Regions from separate parts of the Homo sapiens genome. Here all the other regions are linked to region 3. The links are chromatin contacts, found by Hi-C or POLR2A ChIA-PET in ENCODE. All regions are on one chromosome and are shown on one strand. Each heading gives the region's core, a stretch centred on a gene start or an enhancer-like site at or near the end of the contact. The rest is flanking DNA. Distances are from core to core; before and after follow the strand shown. Region 1 has its middle 34 kb from the start of PPP1CC. Region 2 has its middle 57 kb from the start of ATP2A2. Region 3 holds the start of RAD9B (RAD9 checkpoint clamp component B).

Region 1 (3,478 bases), core at 883-3,382, 270 kb before region 3:
CTTTGGGAGGCCAAGGTGGGTGGATTGCTTGAGACCAGGAGTTCGAGACCAGCCTGACCAACATGATGAAATCCCTTCTCTACTAAAAATACAAAAATTATCCTGGCATGGTGGTGGGCACCTGTAATCCCAACTACTCAGGAGGCTGAGGTGGGAGAATTGCTTGAACCCAGGAGGTGGAGGTTACAGTAAGCCGAGATCACACCACTACACTCAAGCCTGGGCGATGCAGCAAGACCCTGTCTCAAAAAAACAAAAACAAAAGCAAATACAAAACTCAAATTCAGGGCACTGCATTGTTCTTGGCCCCATTATACAGATGAAAGAACTCTAGGGTCCAAAAGCTCAAAAGAACCTGTACTCCAACCCCAAACTCCTAGCTCTTATCATGCAACTCAACTGCCAGCATCACAGACAAAGCAAAGCTGGAAAAGACCTCACACATGGGGCTGCATGGTGCAGAGAGCATTGCCTCAGCCTCTCATGTCGGCTAGACAACACTGAGTTCAAATCCCTTTCCTGGGACTTAGAAGCTGCCGACTTGGGCAAGCCGTGTCAGCTCTCTGAGCCTCGGTTTCCTTATCTATAGAATGGTAATAATAACAGTATCTCGACCAGGCGTGGTGGCTCACACCTGTAATCCTAGCACTTTGGGAGGCTGAAGCAGGGGATCACCTGAGGTCAGGAGTTCGAGACCAGCATGACCAACATGGTGAAACCCCGTCTCTACTAAAAATACAAAAATTAGCTGGGTGTGGTGGCGGGCACCTGTAATCCCAGCTACTCGGCAGTCTGAGGCAGGAGAATCACTTGAAGCCGGGAGGCAGAGGTTGTAGTGAGCCGAGATCGTGCCATTGCACTCCAGCCTGGGCGACAGAACGAGACTCCGTCTCAAGATAGTAATAATAACAACAACAACAACAGTATCTCTCTCTCAGAGGGGTGTTGTGAAGATCTGATGAAACGAGACATGTAGAGTTCCGAAATGATAGTAAGGACTAGAAAATGTATGTTGTTGTTAGAATTAGTACAAAACTGAGGCCCAAGTTTACACAAATTAGGTAATGGCAGATCCAGGCTTAGCAGCTGGTCTTGCAGCTCTCACTCCAGCATATTATTTCCTTTTTTTTTCTTCTTGAGATGGAGTCTCGCTCTGTCGCCCAGGCTAGAATGCAGTGGCGTGATCTCAGCTCACTGCAACCTCCGCCTCCCAGGTTCAAGCGATTCTCCTGCCTCAGCCTCCTGAGTAGCTACGACTAGAGGGGTGCGCCACCGCGCCTGGCAAATTTTTTCTATATTTAGTAGAGATAGGGTTTCATCATGTTGGCCAGGCTGGTCTCAAACTCTTGACCTCAAGTGATCTGCCCGCCTCGACCTCCCAAAGTGCTGGGATTACAGACGTGAGCCACCGCAGCTCTTGTATTTTCACCAAGAGAGTTTCTTGCTACTTACTCTTCCACCAAAAACAGTGATAATACTAATTATTTTAGTTATTACAGCTGAGACTCTGTGTTCCAGATCCCATCTTAACACCTTACACCTGCTCATCAAATCATTGTGACAACCTTGTAACATAGGTCCCATCATTATCCTTAGTTTATAGATGAGGAAACTGAGGCCCAGAAAGCAAGAGAACCTTGCCCAAGGTCACACAGCTAGTAGACAGCAGGGCTAGGATGCAAAGGCAGGCAGCCGGCCCCAGAGTCCACCTTGTAATCTCTGCACTCACTGCTTTCCATTAAACTTCTTGGGGATTTACCGCAAATCATGGTTACTTTTCTTTACTATTATCTCTATATATATATCAATTGACTTTCACTTACACAAGTAATATGTGAATGAATACATTCTAAAAAACAAAAACAAAATTAGGGCATGACTGACAAAACTAAACTCTGCTTGGACATTACTCTTATTTTCCACTGTGAGTAGTTTGGTAAGAATCCTCTCAGCCTTTTGCCTACACGTTTACATATGTACTTTACTGCCACTTTGCATACTCTTCCCACTGGGCCTCTAGAAAACAGTAGCTGAGACGGCAAACTTGAGACTGAAGAAAGGTTGTGGGGGCTGGAGATGGTATCACTTTCTGTTTTCTGTAGATCAGTTACCTATAAATATTCTGAAAGCTTCCCGGCAGGTGACTCAGCCAATGGGCCAGAGAGTTGGATGCATAATTAGGTTTCCTTGGCTATCTGCAGAGACAAAACCAGAGAAGGTGGGCTGTCTCTATCCAATATGGCTGCCACTCACCAAATGGGGTTTTGGGCCCTTGAAATGTGGCTTGTCCGAACTGAGATGGGATATAAGTGCAAAATACCAGATTTTGTAGCCTTATACAAAAAAAAAAAAAGAGGATAACATAGCTCATGCTTTTTTAAAAAAAACCTTTCCTATGGTGCTAAATTAATTTCTTTTCTTTCTTTCTTTCTTTCATTCATTTTCTTTCCTTCCTTCTTTCTTTTTTTTCTTATTTCTATGAGTCAGGGTTTCACTCTGTCACCCAAGCTGTAATGGCCTCACAAGTAGCTGGGACTTGTGTATGTGTAATCACTTCTAGCTAATTTTCTTTACTTCCTTCCTTCCTTTCTTTCTTTCTTTCTTTCTTTTCTTTCTTTCGAAACAGGGTTTCACTATGTTGCCCAGACTGGTCTCAAATTCCTGGCTTCAAGCAATCCTCTCACTTTGGCCTCCCAAAGTGCTAGGATTACAGGCATGAGCCACTGCACCTAGCCTTGAAATACTTTCTTTTTTTTCTCTCTCTCTTTTTTTTTTTGAGATGGACTGTCTTGTCACCCAGGCTGGAGTACAATGGCATGATCTTGGCTCACTATAACCTCCACCTCCCAGATTCAAGCTATTCTACTGCCTCAGCCTCTCAAGTAGTTGGGATTACAGGTGCCTACCACCGTGCCCGGCTAATTTTTGTATTTTTAGTAGAGACGGGGTTTCACCATGTTGGCCAGGCTGGTCTTGAACTCCTGACCTCAGGTGATCCACCCGACTCGGCCTCCCAAAGTGCCAGGATTACAGGCATGAGCCACTGTGCCCGACCAGAATGCTTTCTTTATATTGATTACGTGTTAAAATGGTCATTTTTAAAATATATCAGGTTAAATTAAATATATCATTTAAATTAACTTCAGCTTTTTTAATGAGGCTACTGGAAAAATTAAAAGTCCATATGTGGTTTGAATTCTTTTTTTTTTTTTTTAAACACACTCTGTTGCCCAGGCTGGAGTGCAGTGGCGAGATCTTGGCTCCCTGCAACCTCTGCCTCCCAGATTCAAGCGATTCTCCCGCCTCAACCTCCCAAGTAGCTGGGACTACAGGCGCCCACCATCACACCTGGCTAATTTTTGTATTTTTAGTTGAGAGGGGGTTTCACCATGTTAGCCAGGCTGGTCTCGAACTCCCGGCCTCAAGGGATCCATCCGCCTTGGCCTCCCACAGTGCTGGGATTACAGGCGTGAGCCAC
Region 2 (3,539 bases), core at 327-2,826, 280 kb after region 3:
TTATTTTTTGAGACAGAATCTCGCTCTGTCACCCAGACTGGAGTGCAGTGGCACAATCTTGGTTCACTGCAACCTCTGCCTCCAGGGTTCAAGCGGTTCTCCTGCCTCAGCCTCCCAAGTAGCTGGGACTACAGGCGTGCACCACCACACTCGGCTAATTTTTTGTATTTTTAGTAGAGACAGGGTTTCACCATGTTGGCCAGGCTGGCCTCAAATTCCTGGGCTCAAGTGATTCTCTTGCCGTAGCCTCCCGAAGTGCTAGGATAAGGCATGAGCACCACACCCAGCTGTATTTCTTTCTTTCTTTTTTTTTTTTTCTCCAGACGGAGTCTAGCTCTGTCGCCCAAGCTGGAGTGCAGTGGTGTGACCTCGACTCACTGCAACCCAGGCGGAGGCCTCCTGGGTTCAAGATTCTCCTGCCTTAGCCTCCCAAGTAGCTGGGATTATAGGCACCTGCCACCACGCCCAGCTAATTTTTGTGTTTTTAGTAGAGATGGGGTTTCACTGGGTTGGTCAGGCTGGTCTGGAACTTCTGACCTCATGATCCGCCCACCTCAGCCTCCCAAAGTGCTGAGATTACAAGCGTGAGCCACCGTGCCTGGCCACCCAGCTGTATTTCAATCTTTAAGTTTCATTCCAGCATTGTTCATAAAGTGAAAAACTGGAGTTGATCTAAATGTCCAGCAATTGGAGACATGCATGATTTTAACACACAGATAGATTTAAATGATAACCCTATAAAGTTTCAGTTTGCTCTGTATTTAAAACTACTACTCATTTCTTTCATTCATTTACTGAACATTTATTTTCAGTATAATTCCCTCATCTGGTTGGTTGAGGTTACTTTTAACCATTTAGTAAAGTTTATTCTTTAGGTATAGTAAGCAAACACATTTTTTAAAAAAAGGTACTATAATTTTATAATAAGCACTAAAAATTATTTCATACCATAACTCATAAACAGACATCAATCTGTTTGCTTATATACAATAGGTATATACATGGGTCACACTGCAATATAAGTACTTAAGAGCACAGGTTTTGGATCCTGGCTCTGCCACAATCATTAGTTGTATAATATTGTGAAAGTCTCTCTGTGCTTCAGTTCCCTTATCTATAAAATGCGGATAATTGCAGCTGCCTCATAAGGTTATTGTGAGAGTTATGTTAGTTCTACACATATAAAGCATTTAGGACAGTGCCTGGTACAAATGGAGTGCTCAGTACCAGGTTATTTGCTTGAATCACTCATGATCATGGTCGTGATTAGAGCTTCAGGGAATAAAATTTGTTAAATCTTGCTTTGCATAACTGAAGTTCATAAAAAGTCCTTTGTAAGTCTGCTTCAGTTTCAGAACCAATAACTTAATTAGGTTGTGCTCTAACAATGAAACAGGCTCCCTCATGAGGAGTGAGCCGCATTGCGGGTACACTACTATGGCTGGAAAGTGATTCGCTACATGCGCTACAGAACTGATTTCCACACTGGAGAGAGGTTGGAAGAGATCCCTCAAAGCTCCTGATCTAATAAATGATTATATGAATCATTCTGAGGTTCCTTTCAAGCTCCAAAATTCTATGACTGTTTACCAGGATATCGCATGCAGCATTAAGCAGCCAAGCCAGGAACCTGCTGTTACACTCTGAACTGAGGTGTAAACACATACTTTCACCGAAAAACAAAAATCTTTAATTTCTTCCTGTGCTCGGAATAGTGAATTTCCATAGCAGTAAACCAAGTTTGGTGACTCAAGCCTCTCAGCAATTCTGGAAAGGAAATTGTGAAAATATCGATGTTTGCCAAGAAAGTACTTCCAGTTTGCCAAAAGAGGGAGCATAGGAGCAGAAAGCATATGTTTGTCCAAGTCTCTTAAAAATACTTATTTGGGATCTGTGTTTTATTTTTTGATTTCTTTTGCAAGGATGGGGTGGGGCTAAACAATATTTACAGTCAACTTCTCTTTTTAAGATTATCTTAAGACAGTAGGGTCAAAGATAAAAAATACATAGATAACTTTTAATGATCCCTCTCCATCCCCCGAGACAAAACACTCATCCCAGGCCTGGCTGCCATACGCCAAGCAGCTCTAATTTAAACTGCTCTCATTAAAAGGAAGAGGAAGAGGAGCTAAGCCAGTATGAGTGGAGGAATAATTTACATATTTAATAAAGATACAGCTTTATTTCTCTCCTGGCTGCCATGAATTGTCTAAAAAAGAAAGATCTGTTGCATATGTAATCTACTCCTCACCTGTAGGTGAGTAACAATCAGTAACAATGACGTTACTGATAAAACCAAGTTTAAAGAAAGTTAATCATCAGGATGCTATCTTACCCGTTCCCTGGGGCTAAAGACTCCTTCATGCCAGACAAGATGAATGATGTAAGCACCTAGAATCCTTTGTAGAAACAAGTCATTTACTCACACTCATTAGTCACTAATATAGGGTAGAATGCCTGCATAAGACAAGGCTTCTATAAGACACACACCTGCATACAAAGTCATTTTTCTTTTTCTTTTTTCTTTTTTTTTTTTGAGATGGAGTTTCGCTCTTGTTGCCCAGGCTGGAGTGCAATGGAGCAATCTGGCTCGCTGCAACCTCCACCTCCCAGGTTCAAGTGATTCTCCTGCCTCAGCCTCCCGAGTAGCTGGGATTACAGGCATACACCACCACGCCTGGCTAATTTTGTATTTTTAGCAGAGATGGGATTTCTCCTTGTTGGTCAGGCTGGTCACGAACTCTTGACCTCAGGCGATCTGCCTGCCTTGGCCTCCCAAAGTGCTGAGATTACAAGCGTGAGCCACTGTGCCCAGCTACAAAGTCATTTTTCAATGCAAACTTTGACTTTGCCTTTGTAGAGACAGCTTTGACAAGTTATCAGTTTGCCATTTTTCATATTCAACTCAGAAGAATTCTGCAAATTTGTATATTTTTAGTTTCAGCAATATATTTAGTCTTTTATTTTACTCAAATTATAAAAAGTGCTCTGTATTGTGTTACCTTAAAAAGTTAAGAAACATACTTGGGGCCGGGCGCGGTGGCTTATGCCTGTAATCTCAGCACTTTGGGAGGCCGAGGCGGGTGAATCACCTGAGGTCTGGAGTTCAAGACCAGCTGACCAATATGGTGAAACCCCATCTCTACTAAAAATACAAAAAGTTAGCTGGCCGTGGTAGCACATGCCGGTAATCCCAGCTACTTGGGAGGCTGAGGTAGGAGAATTGCTTGAACGCGGGAGGCGGAGGTTGCAGGGAGCCAAGATCCTGCCATTGCACTCCAGCCTGGGCAAAAAGAGCAAAACTCTGTCTCAAAAAAAAAAAGAAATGGACTTGGAAAGTGCATAGATCTTACAAATTTATAAATGTTAATTAGGCAGAATAACACATTTACGTTTATTTGATAGTTTAAATGAAATTCCTTCCTTTATTATCGTCTCCTGAATTAGAGCAAAATAAGGGCAAGTATTAATCTAAAGAAAAAGGTAGGTGTTCTGCAATTTCTGGTTTTATTTCCATAGGGATTTGAACAGTATTCTAA
Region 3 (3,751 bases), core at 235-2,734:
TCCCAAATACTATGGAGAAAAAGAAAGGTGATGCTTATATTCTTTCCCTCTAACAATAAAAACAAATCACAAGACTAGTTCAGCATTCAGAGGACTCAAGAGAAATTCAAAAATAACAGTATCTTACAGACTAATGCTACATTACTTTAATACAGTATAATACCCTTGGCAAAATGCCAGACACATAGTCAGGGCTCAATAAATTTGTAGTGTGTGAAATGATAAAATTGACCGAAATTTGTCCTTCTATATGTTTACAGTGTTGCATGGAGCTACTGTGCAAACCAATTTCCATACTAATGTATTTTACAACTTGATTTAGATAAATGTATTTGACCCCCCAAAAACTGTGAAAACAGTGCATGGAGAAGATAATCTGAAGTGGTTTTAATAGCTTGATAGCCAAGTCACAACAAGTCATGAGAGAGAAATTAGGGGTATCCAACATACATCTCTGATGTTTGAGGGCAGCCAGATTTCCCCACCACAGAACACATTTAGGGCTGGAAAACACACTAGTCTGATCCCGTACGACATTGTTAATGTTCTTTTTATTTTTTATTTTTTTTGAGACAGAGTCTCACTCTGACACTCAGGCTGGAGTGCAGTGGCACGAGCTCAACTCACTGCAGCCTCAACCTCCCGGGCTCAATCGATCCTCTCGCCTCAGCCTTCCAAGTAGCTTGGGATTACAGGCGCCCACCACTAAGCCCGGCTAATTTTTGTATGTTTAGTAGAGACGGGGTTTCATCATGTTGGTCAGGGTGGTCTCGAACTCCCGACCTAAGGTGATCCACCCGCCTTGGCCTCCCAAAGTGCTAGGATTACAGGCGTGAGCCACTGCACCCGGCCTAACTTCCATTTTGAAAGCGCCGTTTACAACACTAATAGTTCTTGTACATTCCATCTATTACTGGGCTCTTTACACGCATTTCCATTTCATTGCCTCCAAACAAACTCTGTGACGAAGGTGCTGTCATTACCCCTGTTTCCGTTTTAGAAACTGAGCCCCAAAGAGATTTAGTGACTTTTCCAAGTTCATACATTTTTAAAAATGGTAGAATCTGGGGAAAAAAAAAACCAGGTTAATGCTGTTCTCTTGGCACAAAAATACTTTTACTGTCCAAGCATTATTTTTTTCTCTCAACTCTTCCCCATGCAGTCCTCAGCATCCCGAGTTTGTGGCCCGATGGTACAACTCTATTTCCCGGATACCACCCATATTACATCTGCCTCTAAGTCACACGAGATGGGTCCTCATCCTCCCCTCAGAAGTTAACAGGGACTTGAGTGGGTGGGGCTGTGGCCAGGGCGTGCGTCCTCAGTCATTGCGCAAAAAGGCAAAGAGGAAAAATTAGACAATGGTAGGGACGACCTATTAACGTCTGCTTTTCTCTCTGCTAAATGGGAAGACAACAAAGGCCGCTCCACCTTTCACCTGACTGCCGCTCATCACGCACTTCAGCATGGCTGCCATCCGCCCTAAAAAGCAGGCTCGGAAGGCGCGCCTCAGCTCGACGGCCCAGGTGCCCGGATGTTGCCCGCGCTTTTCAAAGCTTCGCGATCTCGTCTCTGCACTCTACCACCCCGCCTCCACAAGTTCCCAAACGGCTTTACGGCGGAGAAGGGTCCGTGCGGGCCTCCGTACGGCAATTTCTGTCTCCCTCTGCTCTCATTGGTTGCGGTTAAGTGGGCGGGTCGCCGAGGAGCCTGAGGAAGAGGGCGGCGACGGTGGTGGTGACTGAGCGGAGCCCGGTGACAGGATGGTGAGGGCTGCAGTTGCGGCGACCAAGGCCTGGCTCTCGGGTGGGGTGCTGCGTTGTTGGGAGCCGTGGGGAGGCCGAGGGCGAGGAATTGGGAAATCCCGGAGGCCTCGGCGTCAGGGCCCAGGCGCTGGCCTGGGAAAGGCCCAGAAGAGGTCTAGGGAAGGAAGGGAGCGGCCACCTCTGGGTGCGGCTGGCCTAGGTCTCGTATCCCGGCCCCAAGGGGCCAGAGGCCATCCAAGGGGTAAAAAGGCCCCTCTAGCAGCCCGACCTGTCACGAGACACGCACGCCCGAGCCAGGGAAGGCCTTTGGTCCTATACCTCGAATGTTCCGGGGATAGGGGCACGGTCCTCCGTTTCCAGACGGTTCCTACTCGTTTCCCGCAAAAAGCACCTCCCGCTGGTTGGGGTGTAGTGGTGGAAGCTGGCCTCTCGAATGCAGAACAGGAAGTAGCGAGCAGAATTTCGTACCCGTTTAACTTTGCCATCTAGGGAAAGGGAATAAACCACCCTCCTCGCTCCTGAAATAACATCTAGCTGCCATTGAGATGAGCAGGTGTGCTCTCAGAGGGCGGGATTTGGCGCTTGCAATTGCTGGAACTGTTTCTTTCCACGGGTTGCTACGCCTCTTTAGGGTAGGATTCCTTAATGATGTGTGAACTCATTGAAACTGTTGGGAAATTTTTGTGAATATACACATTTTTCTGGGGAGAGTGCCGGTGTTGGAGACTTACCTAGTCTCCCCCAGCCACCTTCAAGCAATCACCCCTTCACCCCCAGTAGTTTGGTGCCCCTCAGACCTTCCTACATAAAAACTGGGGGCCTCTACTAGAGAGGACTCAGAGCTGTAATCATATTTTCTTTCTTTCTTTTTGAGATGGAGTCTCGCTCTGTCGCCCAGGCTGGAGTGCAATGCCGCGATCTCGGCTCACTGCAATGCCGCCCGGGTTCAAGCCTCAGCTCCTGCCTCAGCCTCCCGAGTAGCTGGGATTACAGGCGCCCGCCACCAAGCCCGTCTAAATTTTTGTATTTTTAGTAGAGACGGGGTTTCACCATGTTGGTCAGGCTGGTCTCTACCTCCCGACCTCAGATGATCCACCCGCCTCGGCCTCCCAAAGTGCTGGGGTTACAGGCGTGAGCCACCGCGCCCGGCCTGTAATCATATTTTCAAAGGTGCCTTTGACTCTTAAAAAGTCAATTGTTTGGGGCAACCCACTCGGGTCCCCTTCCACCCTGTGTAAGCTTTGTTCTTTCGCTCTTCACAATAAATCTTGCTGCTGCTCAAAAAAAAAAAAAAAATCAATTGTTTGAAATGGAGCTGTGATTATCTTCATATTTGTGTTGATGGAGGTTGGCTGTAAAGGGACGTCTACCTCTGACAGGCATTTATTGCATTCTTTTTTATTTTTACAAGGAAACCAAAGAAGCTATGCATTTTTAAGATTATTACTATTGCATGACAAACAGCCTTTTCAAGAGGGGGACTTACAGACATGGCAGCCAGAGATTTATGGTGCATGCTTCTTTAAAATCTTTAATCTCACTTTTAATTTTTGCTTCTAAACAGACTCCAATTTAAAGTAATCCGTTTACAGTAATTTCGAGACACCTATCCATGGGAGAAGACATAATTACTTGCCATGGTTTCAAAATATTAATGTTTCTCAAGTTGTTTGAGAAGTGATCCCTCTTATTTAGGGTAGTTGTACTGGAACATCATTTTTCATATGAAATAGAACTGGGAAAAATTTAGCATTAGCCAGTTCTTTCATGATTAAAAGCATTTTATTTGGCAAAGGATACAGACGTTCAACACTCAGTACAGTGTCCAGAGTCTGTGGGCAGCAAATTCAAGTGTGGGAAAGGTCCAGTTTTACCTGAATAAATGTGTTTGTTTTTATTATTTTGTCTTCACCTTTAGTTGATTTGTTCAACACTTGATAATGTATTCATGGTGCTGTGTTGCATCAGCTACAAAAAATCACCTA

What was found. Hi-C counts contacts between places; a loop is a spot of excess contacts on that map. ChIA-PET counts read pairs that join two places held with the same protein, here RNA polymerase II (POLR2A). Pooled maps may share reads with other maps.
Region 1: a pooled map shows a loop between it and region 3 (9-fold over the local background). The contact joins the enhancer-like site here to the promoter of RAD9B in region 3. A Hi-C loop is called at or near these places in 2 of 37 single-sample maps with no recorded cell type and 9 of 50 pooled maps. POLR2A ChIA-PET finds 5 or more read pairs at or near these places in 3 of 52 experiments (OCI-LY7, activated CD4-positive, alpha-beta T cell and activated T-cell).
Region 2: a pooled map shows a loop between it and region 3 (4-fold over the local background). The contact joins the enhancer-like site here to the promoter of RAD9B in region 3. A Hi-C loop is called at or near these places in 2 of 50 pooled maps. POLR2A ChIA-PET finds 5 or more read pairs at or near these places in 3 of 52 experiments (MCF 10A, WTC11 and activated B cell).

The regions. Positions count from the first base shown.
Region 1 is chr12:110,775,270-110,778,747 of GRCh38, reverse strand. No RefSeq gene overlaps it. Among named protein-coding and RNA genes, the nearest start is that of PPP1CC, 34 kb to the right of the region's middle. RefSeq lists an enhancer at 1,951-2,290. Within about 2 kb of position 2,132, at least 2 of the 41 ENCODE cell types and tissues checked have a DNase peak (open chromatin) inside an H3K27ac peak, as active enhancers do; they include OCI-LY7, where a contact is called at or near this core.
Region 2 is chr12:110,222,753-110,226,291 of GRCh38, reverse strand. No RefSeq gene overlaps it. Among named protein-coding and RNA genes, the nearest start is that of ATP2A2, 57 kb to the left of the region's middle. RefSeq lists an enhancer at 2,046-2,546. Within about 2 kb of position 1,576, at least 14 of the 41 ENCODE cell types and tissues checked have a DNase peak (open chromatin) inside an H3K27ac peak, as active enhancers do.
Region 3 is chr12:110,500,064-110,503,814 of GRCh38, reverse strand. It overlaps RAD9B (RAD9 checkpoint clamp component B), which reads right to left and starts at 1,484. Exons shown (of 11, transcript NM_001286535.2): 1 at 1,432-1,484; 2 at 1-9. The coding sequence starts at 1,477. It overlaps VPS29 (VPS29 retromer complex component), which reads left to right and starts at 1,704. Exons shown (of 4, transcript NM_016226.5): 1 at 1,704-1,766. The coding sequence starts at 1,764. RefSeq lists an enhancer at 1,736-1,875.